Regions from separate parts of the Homo sapiens genome. Here region 1 is linked to region 2. A link is an interaction called in ENCODE POLR2A ChIA-PET data of the cell type or tissue named here. Cell type or tissue: PC-3. All regions are shown on one strand.

Region 1 (8,000 bases), 150 kb before region 2:
TAAGCGGCCTCCATTTTGAGCAGGCAGCTCCGGGGTCTGAGAGAGCTGACCAAGGGTGGCTTTGACAGAGAGAGATTATGGACAGCAGCAGCTCAGAATAATAGGTGGTTTAAAGGATATAATTAACAATCCTCTTCTGAAAAGCAGCACAACAGCCTTAGAAAGAGAGGTCAAGGGCTCTTTTGGAAAGGCCTCGGGGCAACAACCTCTTCTAAGCAAATGTTTAAATAAGCAGTTCTCCTAACAGTTAAAGGGTGACTTCACTTACATGTAGGAGCTCGCATTTGCTAAAAATCAGGTACCATGTCACTCACAGAAAGTTTATCAACATGTGGGATATTTTCCTAATTAAAAATATAGGAAAAGAAATGTGTGTGCATTTTCTATGTGTATATATTTAAAGAGAATCAAAAACACAGGGAAGTGATTTTTCACGACAGTAATAATGGCAGACCTGTTCATGATGTTTAACTTGCCACGGTCTGTTGTCCAGCTTGCATTCATTTCTGTTTATAAAACCCATAAAAGTCTTGAGCGAAAACTTCCTTGGAAAAGTTTTTATAATTCAAAAAAGTCATCAACTCAAAACCCAGACCGGGTTTGGCTCCTTGGATGGCACTGCCTCAGGGCCTCCTCCCTTTGTTCTTCTGTGTACACAGAGAGAGGAGGTGGAGCCAAGGAAGATGAAAGTTCTTGACACTAATGCCTGGCAGGACAAGTCTGGCAACTTTCAGAACAATGCAAATTGAATGGCCAAATTAGACAATTTTTCCCAAACTGAAATGACTTCTTCACAGAAACTTGTAACACTTGGCTTACACGTGCCGAATACTAGTGTAACCCACTTGGGGGCAGCTGTAGTTGAGCTCTATTAAGCTTCAAGGTGCTGCTAGAACAATACTGGATTAGCCCACTGGATTCAAATACCAAGAACTGATGGTATGAGGTGAGGCATGCTCTTCTAGGCTTCTTGCCCAAAGGTAGTTTGGGTTTGTTTTTAAATATTTGAAAAGAAACAACCCTTTTCACTTTCAGTCTTGAGAAATAGACGGAGGTTTTTGATGGGGGTGATGGTGATGGTGGTGGTGCTGGTGGTGGCGGTGGTAGTTGTGGGTCGTCCTTGTTTTGTTTAAATGAATCACCAAGAGCTAGACAATGCCACGGTAAATATGGGCTCTGAAGATCTAGCCCAACCACCTCCATTAACTATGAAGGAAATGGGGCCTCAGGGAACAGCAGCAGTTCTAGAGGTGGCGAGGCCTTAGATGGAAGTCATGAATTGGGGCACATTGTGTTGTTATGTTCCCTCATTTGAGGAACAAAAACCAGGAAAGTTTAATGGATCTCTCCAAGTTCACAGAGCTGTTTATTAAAAAAGTCAAGACAGTGGCCGGGCACGGTGGCTCACGCCTGTAATCCCAGCACTTTGGGAGGCCGAGGCGGGCAGATCATGAGGTCAGGAGATTGAGACCATCCTGGCTAACATGGTGAAACCCCGTCTCTACTAAAAATACAAAAAAATTAGCCGGGTGTGGTGGCGGGCGCCTGTAGTCCCAGCTACTCAGGAGGCTGAGGCAGGAGAATGGCATGAACCCAGGAGGTGGAGCTTGCAGTGAGCCGAGATCATGCCAGTGAACTCTAGCCTGGGCGACAGAGGGAGACTCTGTCTCAAGACAAAGCCCACTGGGCTAAAGAAATGTATGCATTTAGGATAGTCAAATGAACAAAGGAATGACCATTCCAGTACCAGCATGAAAAGTCATTCCAAATCGAACACACGCAGCTTGCATTGACCAGCCACTTGGATGTGACACATACATTTCCTCAGAGCAAACAGTAAAGAATCGATTGTCCAGAGTAAAGACCCATACAGATGTGTCTGGCTTTATAGAATACACAGTGCTACTTTTCAGGTAGATTTGACCATATTTTAAATATATATGAACAACTTTGCTTTTAAAAATTCTTTGTAAAATAGGGACATTTTCTGAAAAATAGAATAAGCAACCTCAATTTATCCACTTTCCAATCTGAATTTTCCCACGTAATATTTGTTTCACCTGGGTCTTTTTAAATTCAATGAACTGAAAGAGTTAATGAAGCTCCAGCCTTCCTACACAGTAGCCAGGCAATCCACCATCCTCGAATATGCATTTTGAGTCATTATACCCAATGTATCCGGTTGGTGCGAAATAATTGCAGTTTTGCCATTACTTTTTACCGCAATTACTTTTGCACCAACCCAATACTTTCAAAACCAAAAGTTAAACTATTTGTATGTGTTGTCCATGATAGTTTCCTCTCTAGACTAAGAACAAAGTTTTGTAAAGTATCCTTCTGTGTATAAGTTGTTTTACCTTGCAGAAGTTGGACTGAGAGGGCAGGATCGCTTGTTTTCACAGAATTGGTTGAGGTTGAGCATTTGTCACAGGCCCCCTATGCAGGAGGCTCTGTTAATGCACAGCAGGCATTGAAAACTCAAATGCCCACAAGAGCCAGACAGCTGCTACAGATGAGCAAAGCAGCAGGTTAAGTGGGAGAAGCAACAGGAAGTGGTATGGGAGGTGGGGAAGGAGTAGTTAGTGCCCCATCTGAAGGGATGGGTGCTACTCAGCTCCGGTTCATGCAGAAACATAGGCCAGTTACCATGCAGAAACGTAGGCCAGGTTTTGACAGACTCGTCATTTTTTAAAAGAAAAAATGTATTTTAATGTAAAATCTTCCAAGTTGTTAATGTTGGCAACTAACTCAAATTTGTTTTGAAACGAGTGAAGGTCAAATTAAAAAGTCCCTTGACCCTCTGGTTACCAGTATGAGACTTCTAGATGCTACCATGACTACCCATCTGTTTTTGGTTTTGTTTTCTTTTAGGGACAAGGTTTCACTCTGTCACCCAGACTGGAGTACAGTGGAGGCATCATAGCTCACTGCAACCTCCAACTCCTGGGCTCCAGTCATCCTCCTGCCACAGTCTCCTTAGTAGCTAGGACTATAGCCATGTGCCAACATGCCTGGCTAATCGTTTTGTAGAGACAGTATCTTGCTATGTTGCCCAGGCTGATCTCAAACTCCAGGCCTCAAGCAATCCTCCTGTCTTGGCCTCCCAAAGTGGTAGGATTACAGATATGAGCCACTATGCCCCGTCCCACCCATCTTTTTGTAGAAATCATATGCATCCTTTATTTGCCTTAATCACATCCTTCTTAAAGCTATCCTCAACACTCTGACATAGTACATCTGTAAGGTCTGTACTGCACAGTTAATGCTTAACTCTCTCCTTTCTTTGTTTCTGATTATTTCATATGTACAGATTTTGTATTCAGACTTGATCATAAGCACTTCCAGAACAAGACTCATATCTAATACTTCTTTTATAGCTATCTCAAAGCTCAATAAATGTTTGCAGTTGGTATTTTTCTTAATAAAGGGAAAAGAAAATAGTCTTTGCTGACACACAAATACGTAGTTATACTAGGAATGAGTTTCGTGTCTCGAAGTTCCTGAATTTCTAGCCTAGGCAAGCTAACAAGTTAACATCTGTAGGCATCTTGCCTTGACGAGCTGAGAAGCACTGGCTTGCCATAAATGTTTAAGAAGAAAGCACTTGGCAAAATAGCTATGAGTTCATTTATGTCTTTTCTAGAATAAAAATATCATAGGCTATATTTAGTCCCATGGAGGTGATGTTGTTCCTTACAAGCCTTGACTGTGAATGAGAAATTTTCTGAGCCAATTCTTGTCTGCAGGAAACCTTCCATTGATTTAGGCATTAGAAGAATGATAGGTCCAGCTAAAGAATGTCAAGCTCCTGTTTTGCATTCACAAGTCAGAACTCTCTGGGCCTTCTTCTTACAGTGTTTTGGAGGAGTACAGCGTGAGCTGTAAGCAGCCTTAATCCAGAAACAGGTGTAATGGGAGGAGAAATGGAGCAAGCATTGAAGTTCAAGAAATGAGTGACCACTATCTTTGTCCCTATGTGGAAGTGAGGAGAGGTGACTAAGAAATGGCGAACACTGCAAGAAACTTTTTGCCTTGTACTGGCCTGTTAAAGTTATCTCTCTGTGGCCAACAGTAGGCCAAAAATCCAGAACAGCTGGGCATGTGTGCCAGGCTGCCCAAGGATGGTTCTGGGAGTGGTTTGAATTGTCCAGCACCATTTGTGAGTGAAGGAGAAGTATGGAAACAATGACCTCTACAGATCACTAAATCCAATGGGCTTGATATGATAGGGAATCAAGAGGCTGTGGTGAAGGGACCAGCTCTGGTATGAATTGATTGCCTGACCAAAGGAAAACATTGTATTTCTTCCCTTACCTGGAAATGCTAATAAAATATCCAGAAAGGCTTTTACTTTTTTTTTTTTTTTTTGAGATGGAGTTTTGCCCCTGTTGCCCAAACTGTAGTGCAATGGCGCAGTCTCGGCTCACTGCAACTTCTGCCTCCCGGGTTCAAGCAGTTCTCCTGCCTCAGCCTCCTGAGTAGCTGGGATGACAAGCAGGTGCCACCACGCCTGGCTAATTTTTGTATTTTTGGTAGAGACAGGTTTTCACCACGTTGGCCAGGCTGGTCTCGAACTCCTGACCTCAGGTGATCCCCCGACCTCTGCCACCCAAAATGCTGGGATTACAGGCGTGAGCCACTGTGCCCAGCCAGAAAGGCTTTTACTGAAGAAGCCCTGTCTTCATACTAGCCCTCACAAACGCTACACAGACGTGCCTCTCAGACATTTCTGTATGGTTCTCAGAGTTTCCCAAATTGTTTGGTAATCAGAAAAAGAAATAAATTGTCAAATAAACAGACAACAGCCTTGCATTAGGAAGCAGACTTTGGAATGCCAAAAAAAGAAACGGTAACCAAAATAGTTTGGTTACTAAAAATAGTGCCTTAACTTAGGCAAACAATACCAGGGTCAGAATAAACACTAATTAACATTGTTTAGAATACTTTATTGTAACTCTGACATTATTGTCACTTTCTATTTAATAATAGAATTTTCTTTTCTTTCTTTCTTTCTTTTTTTTTTTTTTTTTTCTGAATCTCACTCTGTCGCCCAGGCTGGCGTGCAGTGGTGTGAACACAGCTCATTGCAGACTTGACCTCCCGAGCTCAGGTGATCCTTCCACCTCAGCCTTCCTGGTAGCTGGGACTACAGGCATGCCACCCTGCTCAGCTAATTTTTGTATTTTTTGTGGAGACAGGGTTTTGCCATGTTGCCCAGGCTACTCTCAAACTCCTAGGCTCAAGTGATGTGCCCATGTCAGCCTCCCAAAGAGCTGAGATTACAGGCTTGAGGCATCATGCCCGGCCAGAATTTTCTTTCTTCTTTTTCTTTTTTTTTTTTGAGACCGTCTGGCTCTGTCGCCCAGGCTGGAGTGCAGTGGCGCGATCTCGGCTCACTGCAAGCTCCACCTCCTGGGTTCACGCCATTCTCCTGCCTCAGCCTCCCGAGTAGCTGGGACTACAGGTGTGCGCCACCACACTCGGCTAATTTTATGTATTTTTAGTAGAGACGGGGTTTCACCATGTTAGCCAGGATGGTCTCGATCTCCTGACCTCGTGATCTGCCCACCTTGGCCTCCCAAAGTGCTGGGATTACAGACGTGAGCCACTGCGCCCGGCCCATGAGCCACCGTGCCCGGCGGAGAATTTTCTTTTTAACTTGTCACATTGTTAGTCCAATTGCATTTTCTTCATCTGCAAATTTGTTCAAGTTGCTAATAAAAATGGTGGAGAAAATAAAATTGATGTATCTTTGGAATGGTGGTGTTTAATCTGTCTAAAAGTAATGCTAATTATAAAAATAGAGACATTTATATTTCTTTTCTTGATTGTTCCTTATTTTTCTCTCAACAGCCTTCATATCTGTTTTTTTCTTATGAAGCTTCTTCTGGTTGGAAACTTGTCAAATTTCATCAGGTAAGAAGTGCTAAAGTGAACCTGTAAACTTTGTTTCAAAAAACAAAAACCGAAGTTTAAGAAATCTAAAGATGGTGTCAGCCTTAGACAGATCTCTGGACTGTAATCTGGGAAAGGTCAAATAAGATCTCCAATCGTGTACAATTCCAAATACATTTGAGAGCAGTGGGTCTGAAAATGTGGTTCCCAGACCAGCAGCATCAACACCATGAAGGAAGTTGTTAAAAATGCAAATTCTCAGGCTCTCCCCTGTGCTTTAATAAAGTTTCCAGTTGACTCTGATGCACATACAGTTCTGAGAACCAGTTTTAGATAGGTTTCGTAGGCCAAAGGAATAGAAAATATCTCTCTGGGTCGATTGCATTTAATGGACTTAATGTTTCTTCCTTTCTTTTCTCCATTGCCTTTTCTTCCTTCAGATTCATCCATTCCTCATTTAACAAGCTTGCTTCATAAAATCATACATTATTCCAAACATACTATCTTTGTGACAACTTAAATTCTATCTAATATGGGACTCCGTCAAAACGATGTGTTTGGTAGAAATTGTCAACTAATGAAATGATTTATATCCCTTGTTAGCTTTGAGGAGGAAAATAGTCATGGAAGACACATCTATAAATGGGTGTCCAGCTACTAAGATGGCTGCCTTTTATAATTAACATAATTAACATCCACAGCATGGCTGGGCATGGTGGCTCATGACTAACCCCAGCACTTTGGGAGGCTGAGGCAAGAGGATTGCTTGAGGCCAAGAGTTTGGGACTAGCCTGAACAACATCGTGAGACTTCATCTCTATAAAAAACAGAAAATAAAAATTAGCCAGGCCTGGTGGCACACACCTGTAGTCCCAGCTACTTGGGATGCTGAGGCAGGAGGATCACTTGAGCTGAGGAGTTCGATGCTGCAGTGTGCCTCTGAAGCCATTGGCAAAGGATTGTGTCGTCCTTTATGAAGGATTTATGTTGTCACACAAAATGTGATTCTGTCCTCTTGTAGTGTTTAGGGTATGCTGGAGTTCTCCACACTATCCAGTATCACCAATTCTGAAAAACAGCCTGGATAGCTACCCAGCAGAAATTTCATCTCTGATCTGGTGTAACCCTGGGAATCCCTGTTAATTAATTATCTGCTAAACTTAAAAAGAATACATATAAAGATACTGTCGTTCTTAAATGATTGGTAAATGTGGCTCCCAAGAGTACCTTTGCTGAAGATGATGCCTCATTTGCAAAGATATGCATGATTTCTTCTCCAAATCATACATATTTCTTGACGAGTAGGTATCAGAGTCTCTTAGACTCAATTTCCTCATTTATATAATGAAGATACTAATAGACTGTACTAGTGAGGATTGCTCTAAAAAAATAATGCAGATAATCCAGGAGTACTTAGCAAATACCTGGCTTAATAAATATTAGCCATGATTAAAGATTTTATTAATAGACTTATAAATTCAAAAAGGTTACATCAAACTTTGTCTCATTAAAAACAAGCAGACAGGGGAGATATCAAGTGTCTCTCCTTTGCATGGCTCACCTACCTGTAAGTTTTCTCATCCCCACTAGACCAGCAGCAACACCACTACTATGTTTTATCTTCTATGAAGGTTTGTTATTATGTCACCTCCCTGTTCTCTGCTCTTCTAGTTCCTTGGCCACTGCTGGCACTCCAGCATAAGGCCAGATAGCATTAGGGACGTGATAAAATATGGAAAAGCATCATTCATAGCCTATCCATAGTGCTAGGAGAGTAAAGAATAGTGCCTGCTATTAGCTCCTCTAATGTTCACCAGCCCTTGGAGCAAAATTTGAAAAGCCAGCTGGGTGACCCCAGTGCAGAAGATCAAAGGACCAGAAGAGGATCTTGAAAGATGATTTATTTCCCTTACCTCTATTCAATGTACAAAGCAAAACACGTCATCAGTTGGCAAATATTTCAGGAGAAGGAACTTTCCCTAATCTTTCACATAAATGCTAATATGAATGAATAACAGTTATATATGATTAGAAAATCTCATTTTAGCATAAGTTGAAATATTTCATAGCATATGCTGGAAAGGTACAGTTGCATCTATGACATA
Region 2 (8,000 bases):
GTAGGATGGATGAAGTGACTCAGCCTGATTGTTGACAGTAATAAGAAATAACAGAAAACAATAAGTAATAAGAAATAACAGAAAACAATAAGTCAAAGATTAGCCCAGGTTCATCACTAACAGGTCACTAACAGATCATTAATATCCAAACGTTTCTGTGTGTCAGTGATTTTAAATATTCTTTTATCCTTTGGAGCATTTGTAAGTGGAAAGAAAAACAACATTTTAATATTGTGCCTGACCAGACGTTTTAATTTCCGTTATACTTTAGTGATGAAACTTACCCCTTAAATAAGTAGAAACTGTCACCTTTTAGCAGGTGAGACAGTGTTATCCTGCAGCCATCAAAAAGGGAGACAGATACCTCTTTCAGCAAGACACAGGAAAGTGAAAGGATGTCTTATCTTTGATGTAGGCAAAATATCCAGTTATGAAAGTCTGAGCGCCTTATTGCATCTCTTGAATACCTGAGTCCTTTGGACTTTTTATTTAAATTTAGGCATACACCAGAAGGGAAAAGATTGCCTTAAAAGGGTTAGTTAATACAGTCACACAGGAACCAAAAGCCACAGAATTGTTATCATGAATCTTTTAATTATTGTCTGTATTTCTCCAAAGAGATGTGGGGGCTTTTTTCAGATTTTAATTACTGTATTTTGGTTTTCAGGGAAAGAAGTTAGAGCCATTTTACAGTATCTATCATTTTTCCCATTAACTCCATATGCATATTCTTTTCACAGAATTTAGATGAAGAGAAACAATTACTTTATGATTTCCCCTGGACAAATGTTGGAAAATTGGTGTTTGTGGTAAGTTTAAAATAACTGGCTTAAAAGAAAAGTCTCATTAATTGCTTACTTTTTTGGGTTTCTGTTATTTTTTGTTTTGTTTTTAAACAATATTGTCTCAGGCACAAAAGCTGTTATTTTTAAGAAGTTGACACTGAAGATAATTTGCTTTCTTGTATTCTAATGCATGTGCTATAGATTCTTTGTCACACATATCAGTAGTGAACTTAAAATCAAAGAATCTTACAGTAAAGACTCTTATAGCAAAAGAAGTTAGTAATTTTAATTTATGTTTGGTCCGTAGCACATGACCCTAAGTTATTCTAGTTGCAGAAGGTATTTCGCGTAGAGGTTAGCCAGTTCTTTTGAAAGTTACCTCTCTTGAGCAAAGAATAAAGAATTATATAAAAAGATGTTTCTATTAATATTTGACTATTTAAAACCCATTATTTTAAAGAGAGGTCTGCAGTTCTTAACATGAAAAATACTCTTACAATATTGAGAATGATACATTTTCTTTTGTTAGAGCAACGTCTTGATTTTTCCCAAGTATTTCTCTTTTGCCAGCTATATCCGTTTTTTGGTAGGGTTCAAAGAATTATAGTTAATAATGTGTACATTTGGTCATAAAAATTCATAGTTCTGGCCGGGCACAGTGGCTCACTCCTATAATCCCAGCCACTTTGGGAGGCCAAGGTGAGCAGATCACCTGAGGTCAGGAGTTCGAGACCAGTCTGGCCAACATGGTGAAATCCTGTCTCTACTAAAAATACAAAAATTAGTTGGGCATAGTGGTGGGCACCTGTAATCCCAGCTACTCAGGAGGCTGAGGCATGGGAATCTCTTGAACCCGAGAGGCGATGGTTGCCATGAGCCAAGACCGCACCATTGCACTCCAGCCTAGGTAACAAGAGTGCAACTCCATCTCAAAAAAAAAAAAAAAAAAATCGTAGTTCTGCTTTGTTCAGAAATTACTGAAAAAAATACATGAGGAAAGGAAGATAAGGATTTGTAGACATGGGCTTCTCTCCTGTAAGAAAGATGGCCTATGTAAATAAAGGGCCATTTCTCCTGCTGGGATATATAGCTCCATGAGGCTATATTGCAAATAGAATGTGGGCATTGACTCCATGCTGCCCTGTAAGTCAAAAGATGTGTTTCTGACTTCACATTACTTTAATTACTTGGGCACGATTCAATCTGATTTCACTTTACTTATACATTACATGGGGCCTAACCTGTCTCCTCCTAACTGGCTCTTTTTTGTTTCAAGCTATTTGTGAAAGGATCTGAGCTGTTTGAAAATGAGCAAATTATGACGCACTTGCCCCTTTCATGCCCCAAATTAAGTTATAATAAAGTACATTTATGAAATTGAGGGTTTTTTAGGGTCCTGGACTTGTTGCTTGCTGAATCTGTTTGTGTATTGCCCTTATCTGAGGAGTCTTCTTTAAAGATACATATTTTTGGGCCTCATGCTCCTCCTCCAGGAGATTTTTGACTCAGTGGGTCTGGAGTAGAGATGAGGAATCTATTTTGACAAGTTTCTCAGATGATGCTTCTTGAAGCCAACTCAGCTCTGCCTAGCTGTATGACCTTGAGCAAGTTACATAAACTCTGTGCCTTGGTTTCATTCTAAAATGTAGATAATTAACTCCCTCCCTAGACTTGCTTTGAGGATTAAATGAGTGGATACATGCTTAGTGCTCAATAAATGTCAGTTGTTACTATTTCAGTATTGGGGTCCACTGGTAGTTCCTTTAAAATGAGGGAAATCTCAGAGATTTAAAAAAAAAACACCTCCACCTTATCCCTGCCTGGGCTATACAAGCCCATACTGCTCCATACAGACCTTAAGGTGTGTAGTTAGAATATGTCTCCGTTCTTGCTTTACCTCCACTCTCTGGCTGAGAATCATTATATCTGAAATACTCCTTTTTGTATTTCGGCTGCCCTATTCATTATTAGGAAAGTTAAAAGAGTTCATAATATCCCATAACTGTAAGAAACTTTGTCAAAGCCTTGCCCTCAACTTAGGACTTTATCTTAGTGATCAGATTTGAAGAATGAGACTCCTTATATGTCTACTGATAGCTGTTCTTGTTCTTTCCCATCTCATACCTCCAACTACCAGCTCTCTCTATGTTTAGCTAGGGAAGTTTTCCATTTCTTCTAAACCCCAAATAGATATCCTGTATTGTTCACTATATAACTCCTTATTTATTTCCAATAATTTATCATAAACTTATTATTTTGTGTGTTTCTTTGCCATTTCTCCTGCTGGGATATATAGCTCCATGAGGGTAGGAACCTTGTCTGTCGTATTCACTGCCTATTTTTTTTTCAGTGCCTAGCAAGGTGTTTGGTACATTTTAAGTGTTCAATAAATATTTTAGAATTGGTAAATAATTTAGAATCTTTTAGAATTGGTTGCCTTGTTGCTGAGTTAGGGTGTTGGGATTATATTTGATGGTTCTTTTATGATGGACCCTTCTCTTCTGCATTATACAAATAACCTGACCAGCCAGAGAAACCAAAGATATTCCTCAGCTGTTTTGGATAGTCAGTGTTTACTGACAGACCCTTGTGGCTAGATGCTTTCCTGAATTTCTGGTCATCCCCTGTCCTGTGACATTTTTGAAAGGAAAAACAATAATTTATCCCACAAGGAATTTTAAATGAAACTTTATACATTTCAGAATCTATAATTTTCCTTACTAAATAGGAAACAAAGGGGACTTTGGCAAATCAGAGATTTTTCTTCCTGAATTTGATTCATGGTTTCCTTCCAAAGGGTAAGAAATTTGAGATTTTGCCAGATGGCTTGCCTTCTGCCCGGAAGCTCATATACTACACGGGGTGCCCCATGCGCTCCAGACACCTCCTGCAACTTCTGAGCAACAGCCACCGCCTCTATATGAATCTGCAGCCTGTCCTGCGCCATATCCGGAAGCTGGAGGAAAACGAAGGTATTGCAGGGTCTGGGGTGTGGAAGCAAATTGTACCTTTGCCACCTGTGGCCTCTTACTCTGAATGGGGGTTTTGAGCTCCTACAGAATTGGATTTTGGGACTGGGACACTCCAGATTGAGAGCAGCATTACTATTTACATCTCAGTATTTCCAGAAGGCAAAGGGTTAGGCTTGAGCCCCACCTACTGTAGCACTTATTCAGAATATCTGAGGTGACTGCATTTAGCTATCTCTCAAGTACAGTCTCTAAGGTTTTCCCATGCCTGACTTGAAAATACTTGCAAAAAGCCACCCATAAAGGCACAGGGCAAGGGTTTATCTGCAACTCAGATTTTATCTGCATTTTAGAGCTTTGTATTTACACTGACCCACCTTAGTGCTATTATCCACAGGTGGTCTGGAATTCTTTCCAATGTGATTATTTCTTAGGGTTAGAGTGACAATAAAGGTAGGTCACAGATGTGTCTGCAGCCTCTGATTGACGGCTGGGAGGCCCCCAAGTCTGTTCTAGCAAGAGTGCCAAACAAAGGAGAGGGAAGTCAGCTGGTCCTGTGGGGCCTTTGCTGAGATGCAGATGAAATAAAGCAGTCTGTCTGGGGCCTCAGAGTACTGGACCCTGAAACGGGGATCATGTCAGGGTGGGAAAGAAGGCAGTGCTAAGGGTCTGTAACATCCGACTTCAACTTTACATTAATCTGATAGCCCTTTATCTTGAGTTGTGGCACCCTGGATTTCCTCCATTTAACACACCCCAACCCTAATCCTCAAAACTGCTACATTACGTATTTGGGTTTGTTTTTTTTTTTAATGCTTTGGGGTTTTGTTTATGCTTTCAAAGATTTGTTTTGCAAAAATTAGTTTTATAAATTCATGTTGTAGTAATATCTAACAGTAATTTGATTAGATTGGATTTGGTGTATTTGTGTGAATATCAGGGTGAAGATTCATATTTTAGGTTCATGTCTGAGACAAGTTTTGACACCTCAGACCTCATCTTTCCTTTAGAAACCAGGCAAATACCCATCCTTTCTTAAACAAACAAAAGACCTTGTAGAGGTTTGTGCTTCTGATAGATTTCTCTCAAAAATTCTCTGTCAATCCAAATGAGACCCGGTTTGGCAATTCTTTTGTAATTTCGTAGCGATTAGAACATGAATCATTCCTCACTGTCTGCCACAAACTGCCTGTGTCTTCAGAGAGAATTGGTATAACTGTCAGGTGTATTGGCTTCAGCTGCTGCTAGACTGCCACTTCTTCCCCACGATGACTCATCAGTGTAACAAATATATCTCTCCTATGCTGACATGAATATGAAAAGGAATTCAGATGGGGACAGGAGGAGGATGAAGAAGCAGGAGAACCTGTGAGAATAGGTGACATAATTACGTGCAGAGCCCATAATTTGCCAAGTCAGCTTCATTCCTAAACGTCTAACATGGCACCTTGAGAAGTTGATTTGTTCTATCAGCTTTCTGCCTGCAGCATTTTAGTACATTTTTTTTGTTCAGATGACCTTAAGAGATCCCTTCAGAGCCTTAAAGAATTAATGACCTTCCTCTATAGGTTCTAAGGTAAAAATTGCAAAGAATTTTGAGTTTTCAGAGAGACAGGGCGTTGTTCATTGCCAACCATAGTACCAAGTGTATTCGGAGGCTTAAGTGAGTAGGTGTCTTTGTTTGTTTTGTGCTGCTGTAACAAAAGACCACAGACTAGGTAAGTTCTAAAGAACAGAACTTTATTTCCTCACAGTTCTAGAGGCTGGGAAGTCCGGGATTGAGGGGCCAGCATCTACCAAGGGCCTTCTTGTTACTTCATCCCATGATGGAAGGTGGAAGGGTAAAGAGAGGGTGAGAAAGAGTAAAAGGGGGCCAAACTCCGCCTCTCATAATGAACCCACTACTGCAATAATGGCACTAACCCATTCATGAAAGCAGAGCTCTCATGATCTAATCATCTCTTTAAACTCCCATGTCTTACTACTATGATATTTGATATCATATGATTTATGATAGCAATTAGATTTCAACCTGAGTTTAGGAGGGAACAGACATTCAAACCATAGCAGTAGAGGAATGAAGAAATGACACATGCTTAGTTTCTTCTACTTAGGGGTTTTCCAGGTCTGAAAAAGGCCTGAAATTAAGTTTCTCTGGGTCAACTTTGGCCTGAATCCAAGATCTCACCCCCATTTAAGGGCTTTATCATTTTAACATGAAAAGCCCTTTTTTGGGCATTAGTTTAGCAAAAAACAGCATAAAAAGAGTCTGTGTTTTTCTTAATTTTATGTAGAGTCACCTTGTCTAAAACACTATTTTAGCATTTTAGTAGAAAATGATCACAAGGATTTTTCCATAGGGTTTAGAAGAGAAACAAAAACATGCCTTGCGTCATTTAAAAAAATGTTAAAGCCTAACTTTATTCAACAGCTGGAGCTTATTCCTAGGATAAGTATTCACATTTACTGCATTATTTTCCAAAGTAGCGTATGAAAAACCTCATTGTCTCTGGGCTTTTACAACAGAGGGAGTAAAAAGAGCACAGGCATGTTGATGATCTGCACTGTTGACACCAGTGATTATTAGGGGGATGAGAGGTTGCATTTTACATTTCTTAGAAAACATTTCAGAATTATTTAATGTTTCTCTCAGTTTGTAACTGAACGGTGTGAAGCTTCCTAAATGTCTGGAAAGGGTCTGGTACAGCACTAGGGAGGGAAGAGAAGCCAGCCATGTGGAACACCCAGGCCATGCTAACATGTTGACAGGAATAGGTAGAAAACAGGCTGGCAAGTACTTGTCTTCTCGTGAGCATACTAGTGAATATAGAGGAACTATAGTGATCTCTGAACCTATCAGGAAGTTGAGAGTAAAAAGGCTATATGTAAAGATACAGAAAAGCTTTTAAATTATTAGGTCCACAGTTCCTAATTATTTTAGAACAATGGAACTCCAACAACTTAGAGACTTTTACTTTTTTCTCTTCACTTGCCACTCATCCAAGGGCCACATGGCTATTGCTGTGAAACCACAGTGAATAAAAACTACAGTAATTTTTGCAAACTGCTTTAGCTGTCCACCTTCATCTCACACCTGCTGATTCAGAAGATGGGGATTGTTAGGCCCCAGTCTGCTCCCTGACAAGTTGTACATGGATGCATTTTTGTTGTGATGATATGTGCGTGGAGCTCTGGTGTCTGGTTTCAGCCTGCTTTCTCTGTAGCAACACATACTCACCTTTGTGTTTCAGCCAGTTCCTTAGAACAATGTGAATAGGCTGGAACCTGGAAATGTGCACATAGCCTTCTCCAAGCATTTTTTTTTTGCATTTTGCATCCTAGAAGGCGCATCTTTTCTTTCTCCTCCTGCTCATTTTCTCTCTAGGGACCCTGTGATGATTATACTTCCGAGCTGGATTCAGACATCAGGCATGCAAGTATTTTCACTTAACCAAGAAACAAGACAATTAAAATCCATTAACAGGCCCCTGAGAACCCAATTAGTCTACTAGTTTCTAAAATCAGATCAACTTCACATTCCCCAAATGCACTCTCCATTTTTAACATTGTTTTATTGTATTATTTCTCACCAGTATTAAAAAGGCAAGGAATCTAAACTTCTTCCTTGTTTTACATTTCTGACCTGAAAGACAAGAATAATATTTTTGTGTCAGTTGAGTTGTAACTGGCAGCTGGGTTGTAACTTTGTGCCTTAATGGAATGGTTAGTTTATATGTAATAAAAGAGACTTTGCAGTGTTGTGTGTTTGACTGCGTTAAAGAACAGCACTGACATGTGAAATCAAAGAACAGCTTTACCAGTCAGAGTTGGAAATCATCAAACCAGTAGTGATTACTGGTATTTTCTAAGTAGATGATAAAGCCTCACTAATTCAGCCTAAGTGGAGAAAATCAATCTTATATTAATGAAAATCCAAATTTTAGAATATTCACAAGAAATTCTCAGAAGAATAGTTTTATTTTAAATTGTATTCAGCAGCTAGAGCTAAGCTAACAGTGGAACAAATTGAACAAATGAACAAATAAAATGAATGGCAATTAGCATAATTGTATTTATTAAGTAGTCTTCTAGAGCAGTGCTTCTGAAATTATCTGCAGAAAAGGGCCAGATTTTTAAAATATTTAATATGCTATGGATACTTTCGCAAAATACAAAATCACATTGGTGGCTGTCATGGCAATGTCACATAGCTCTGGAAGTTTCTAAATGTTCATATCACTCACTG

The links. ChIA-PET counts read pairs that join two places held together with the same protein. Peaks named below come from ENCODE experiments on the same cell type or tissue, not always from the same donor. Only the 100,000 strongest peaks of a DNase experiment are listed, where the experiment ranks them.
Region 1: POLR2A ChIA-PET joins it to region 2 with 22 read pairs; 2 of 35 experiments call an interaction of 5 or more read pairs at or near these places.

The regions. Positions count from the first base shown.
Region 1 is chr14:51,564,495-51,572,494 of GRCh38, forward strand. All of the region lies in intron 2 of FRMD6-AS2 (FRMD6 antisense RNA 2), which reads right to left. It also overlaps a transcript of FRMD6 not described here. Among named protein-coding and RNA genes, the nearest start is that of FRMD6-AS2, 31 kb to the right of the region's middle. In PC-3, no CTCF peak of the experiment used is centred here; a DNase peak (open chromatin) is centred at 667; H3K4me3 peaks cover 1,037 bases; H3K27ac peaks cover 1,737 bases.
Region 2 is chr14:51,711,743-51,719,742 of GRCh38, forward strand. FRMD6 (FERM domain containing 6) reads left to right here. Exons shown (of 14, transcript NM_001267046.2): 9 at 741-809; 10 at 3,583-3,757. Among named protein-coding and RNA genes, the nearest start is that of FRMD6, 64 kb to the left of the region's middle. In PC-3, no CTCF peak of the experiment used is centred here; a DNase peak (open chromatin) is centred at 4,989.